Linked DNA regions of Mus musculus: region 1 is linked to region 2. Evidence: chromatin loops called from intact Hi-C (ENCODE). Cell type or tissue: heart. All regions are shown on one strand.

Region 1 (2,500 bases), 380 kb before region 2:
AGGACTCAGGAAGAAAACAGCCCCTGTCTGTCCAGAGTGGCGGGTCCTGTTGGAGGAGTGGCCGTGGGAGGCTTGGCACAAGGAACAGAGAGCCAGTAACACCATTTGCTCTTGAAGCCTTGCCATGGTGGCTTGGGGGTGGGGGTAGGGGTGGGAGGCTGCTCCCTGCCTATGTGTACCCCTAGTCCCCACTAGAACTGAACAGACATCATACGCACAGTCCTTGGGGGCTACCAGGTTTATGACGTGCAGCTAATGAATACATGTGAAATTGGGCACACTATCAAACTGCTATTCCTAGGCTGCTGGTGGACATAATTATGAGTACGGTTGGTTCTTAGTAGGATGAGGTAGACCAGGCTTAAAATTTGTGGCGGGGTCTTTCGTTGGCTTGGAGCAGACCCTAAACCAGGACTGACGACGGGCAAGAAATAGCAATAAGAGCTGATTTCAATGCGTGAAATTTGCAGCTTCTCTACCAGAAACCAATGCATACCGCCTCAGCCCCAAACAATGGGGCGCTCAACACTCCACCTAGAACATGGCTGAAAATGGGGCCTCTGACGCAGGTGTGGCACCCTCACACAGCTCTCTATGACAAAGTAAGCTCACCAGCCCCAGGCACTACATCCCCAGCTCAAAGGACCCATGTACAGAATGTGCAGGCTCAGCACCCACCTCCTGCTGCTGCTAACAATACAAATCCTGAATCCTATCCAGCCCATTAACTACACTTGCTGTATTTCTTAAGAAATACACACGATGGAATGATACACAACGTGAGGCAAGGTCTCAATGAATACCAATTACTACTACCAAGCATCAGAGGCCAGTCTTGGCTCCAGGGACCAGTGGGCAGAGATCCAAGAAAGGCTTCCGACTTCCCGCCCACCTTAAGATTCCAGAAGATCACAGCTTGCAAGCTCTCTATGCCAGAGACTCCGTGCCATTTACGGACACTGGGGAACTCATGACAGAGGAAAGAGGTTGGAGAGTGGGAGGGGGGGGGGGAAAGTCACTTCAGGAATGGGCTGGAGCCCATACACAGCCTGGGCTTGCCAACTTTCCAGCCGCACAAGTGTCCCCTGCGATTCTGAAGGCCGGGGTGTCTAAGGAGAGGCAGTAGACTGTGCTGCCAATACAGAAGGGAAGGTCAGGAGATGCCTACTGGCTGTGACAGCTGATGGCAGGCTTGTCCTGAGGACACTGGTGAAGCTCAGAGCTGCTCTGAGAACCCGTGAGTAAGGAGTATGTTTTGGTTCTTCATCTGCTCTAAGGACACTGGTGTTTACTACCTGTGCTTGCTTTCCTCTTGTGTCTAACAAGTCCTTCCATCAGAAATGAGCTGGTCATCTCTGCCATCCCAGTCCAGGCCACAAGACTGATTTTCTGGAGGGTTAAAGAACCCGAGTCCGAATGGCACAAAGAAGGGGCACTAATGACAAGCTTCAAGGCAACCTCCTGACTTTAGAACCCTAGGGGCAGAATCTTGCCTTGGCTCCCATGTAAACAGCCTGGGATGTGCTGGGACACGGGACACGGAGTCAGAGTAGCCCTGCCTAAAGGCACCTGAGCCTGGGACTGGAACTGGGGTGAGCCCTGGAGTGCCTCGGCAAGTGAGTGAGGACCAGGGCTGCATGGGTCACAGCTCACCTTTCCCCCTGAGGACTTCTGGAAGCCACTGAAGGTGTGGTGGTTTGAATGAGACACGTCTCCCATAGGCTCCAATGTTTGGTCCCCAGTTGGTGACCCTACTTGGGCAGCTTTGCTGGAGGAAGTACATCAGTAAAGGTGGGGTTTTTTTTTTTTTTGCGATTAAAAGGTCCACGCTATTCATTCACTCCCTGCTTTTGTGCCTGCGGGTCAGTGTGTGAGCCCTCAGCTTCCTGCGTCTTCTATTACACTTGCTGCCATGCCTGCCAGCCTGCCTGCCATGGTGAACTCTTATCCCTCTGGAACCGTATGTCAAAATAAGTCCTCTCTTCCATACGTTTCGTTGGTTGTGGTGCTTCATCCTAACCACAGGAAAGTAACTACCACTCCTGGCTGGGAACGGTCACATGATGTAGTTGAGAAAAACCCGCTGTTTCCTTTGGGAATGGTTACTTCTGGTCTAGGGAAGCTGAACGCTGTTGGTCAGGTGCAGACATAGAACACAGCACTGAGGCACTGGCTGTGTAGCCTCGCCTCCCTCCAAGTCTAGAACAGAAGAAGGCCACACACACAGAGGTACTGGGAGATTCCTGAGCGAGCAGCTTTATCGGGGCAGGCTGGGGTGGATCCAGGTTCATCAAATCTGTGAGGCTGAGGCTCTCCATCATCACAAAGGACTCAGAGGTCAGTGGAAAACACAAACGATCAAGATAGAAAAATAGACCAGGGCCCTCTCATGACCATACGTCCTGGGATCAGATCCGGGCCTCAGGAGTGGACACAGAGTTGTAAAAAGATGAATCACGGTTGTCTCTTACAGAGGGGACATAGCTAGTGCCCTGAACCA
Region 2 (2,500 bases):
TAAGACAAAATTGGCAAACAGCATGGAAAAGCCTGGCAGGGGCAGGAAATATGGCATCTCTGTGGGAGTGACTGGTCTTGGTGACATCTAATTTCCTGTCACTTGGTGCAGGGTGGACAGAAGCAGGCAGAATGCAGATGTTTAGGGATGGGAGACTAATAGGGCAGAAGGGGGAGGAAATGACAGCCCCGAGCTGAGGGTGAAGTCGTGGGTTCAGATTTAAGAGGGCTGTGATCCTCAGGGCTGTCCGCCTGACTGCCTGAGAAGTGGCAAGAGTCCACCCCAGCTTCCCAGATTGGATACAGCTGGCCTGGGCTGGGGAGGGAGGGATCACAGTGGGTGTTTGTTGTGTCAATCACACTCTCTCTTCTGCCCCTGTAACTCAGTCAGCCCCAAACAGCAAAACATCCCTTTGCCTCCAGATCCCAGAATCTTCAGGATTAAAGGTCTGGGAACAGAGAAACTGCCAAGAAAACAAAAAAACCCTCCATTCTGTGGAGCATTTAGGATTTCCAGTGAGCAACCAAATACATTTTGCTGCTTGGATTTTGTATTTGTTTGTATGCCTTGCTAGCTCCAAGAATGTGGGAAAAACAGAAAGAAAAGAGGAAAAGAAAAGAAAAAAGATTCCAAAGACTTCCAGCTCCAACCACCCAGCCTGGACGTCTTCCTTTGTTTGTGTCAGCCTACAAGTCAGAATCCCCCTGATGATGATTAAGGGGCTTGGCTTATTCCAGTCTTCAGCCATTGTTGCTACTAAACGCTTGAATTCTCTTGTTTGCATCAAGGTATATAATTGGGAAGCATGTAAATTAGCCAAGTCTGTGAGCTGTAATTTCTCTGACTCAAAGGAGGGGGTTTGTAATGAAAACGGATGGTTAGACAGGATTCTGAAACCCGCTGGAGACTGCAGCCAAACACCTCCCACTCTTCAGGAAGTGGAGCGCACTCTCTCACTGTGGGCCTTGGCGGATGGAGTCTTCCTTTTAGCCTTAGCCGCACACAATCCAGTGAAGAGCAATGTAACCGGCAGTGGAGAGGGACTTGACTTATTCTTCCAAGGAAAGCATAGAGATTTCTTTTTACTAGCACCCGATGAGGCTTCGCCTGGAGTTGTAGTGAACCATGGGATGGATGGACTGATGGGTGGGCCTGGTTCGCCAGCCCGGGAGCAGGGTTGTCCTAGCAATGGAATAGAGCCCTTGTCACCCCTGGTGTGCCCATTAGGAACACATGTTTGGCTCTCATGTCCCTTTTGAGGGGAGCTTTTATACTCAGTGGAGCCCGGAGGCTCACACCCTCAGAGTGGTTGGAAATGTTGCTGAGTGGTGTTAAACTGACTGAAATGTCACAGTGTGGCTCTGGCTCCTACAGGGGAAGTGAATGGGCCTCCTTCCATCAACTCGGGCTGGTCGTCCACAGCACCCCCTTGTGGCCCTGGCGGAAGTGACAACGCTATGGGTCAGAATCCCTGGGGTGGAGGAAATCTAATTTGTGTGAGAGAAGTCATGTGGCTTCAACAGTCGAATGCTTAATTTTCTGAGAATTAAGACATATACATCCCGGTATCATTTTGGACACAATAGCGGGAGTAACTGATTATGTTTGTGTCTGAAGCAGGGCAAGTGCGCTGGAGCCTCCAGATAATTTTTCTGTCTTTGGTAGATTTTTTTCCTGACGACAGTGACAAGTACCTCTGCCTCTGGCTTTCACACATCCTGCACAGCAAACATATCATGCGGCCAAATGGTTAGAGTGGGACCTGGCCCTGAAATCCCCACACCCCAGCTCTGCCATGTCCCCTCTCCTGAGGATAGATAAGATTGTGGAGAGTTAGTTCTGTCTTCCTTTTCTGTGCCTTGAGCACAGGTCTGTCTTCATTTCTCACTGAAGGTAGCTACTGAGAACTATCTTTATTTTGCCCACCAAAAGGCATTGAAAGCAGTGTCTGGCTCAGCAGTTAACCCTCCTGAGCCAATAGTCATCACTCCTGCTGGCCGGTAGCTCGCTTTCCAACAGCTCCTCTCTTAATTTCAAGAAAGTTGATAATTAAATGTTATGTAACTCTTTGACCATGTAAAGTTTGGGTTTTTTTTTTGTTTTGTTTTGCTTTTGTTTGTTTATTTTTTCCTGAGATATAAGTTTATCATGGGGGCGGGGGTGGGGGAGAGGGACACTGGCTCTTTGTGGTTAGTGTCAAATTACTGCCCACAGATTGGAACCACAGGAGTATTGGGGAAAGCTGATTTTAAAACAGGCAGGACTGAGAAACAGATAAGTTGCTATGATCTCCGGGCAGAAAATTAGGTTTGTAAGAAAATTTACAACTACTTCTTACAGGGGCTTAGGAAACAGGGACAAGATGAATCTCCCAAGGAGGATGGAGAGAGTGAGACTGTAGCCGACAGCAGCCACGGGGTACTGGGTTCCTGAAAAGAAAGCTGGCGATGGATGGGAAGGACAGCAAGAGAAATAAGGAGCCAAGACCAAGTTCTCTGAT

The links. Peaks named below come from ENCODE experiments on the same cell type or tissue, not always from the same donor. Only the 100,000 strongest peaks of a DNase experiment are listed, where the experiment ranks them.
Region 1: a loop joins it to region 2, with 2.6 times the contacts of the local background. A loop is called at or near these places in 1 of 42 quality-filtered maps.

Annotation. Positions count from the first base shown.
Region 1 is chr1:89,134,762-89,137,261 of GRCm38, reverse strand. The region is part of intron 2 of Sh3bp4 (SH3-domain binding protein 4); the gene reads right to left. Among named protein-coding and RNA genes, the nearest start is that of Gm34331, 32 kb to the right of the region's middle. In heart, no CTCF peak of the experiment used is centred here; a DNase peak (open chromatin) is centred at 981; H3K27ac peaks cover 629 bases.
Region 2 is chr1:88,755,731-88,758,230 of GRCm38, reverse strand. Platr5 (pluripotency associated transcript 5) reads right to left here. Exons shown (of 3, transcript NR_040493.1): 3 at 2,498-2,500. Among named protein-coding and RNA genes, the nearest start is that of Platr5, 2.1 kb to the right of the region's middle. In heart, a CTCF peak has its summit at 1,434 (motif pointing left); DNase peaks (open chromatin) are centred at 280, 970 and 1,390; H3K27ac peaks cover 746 bases.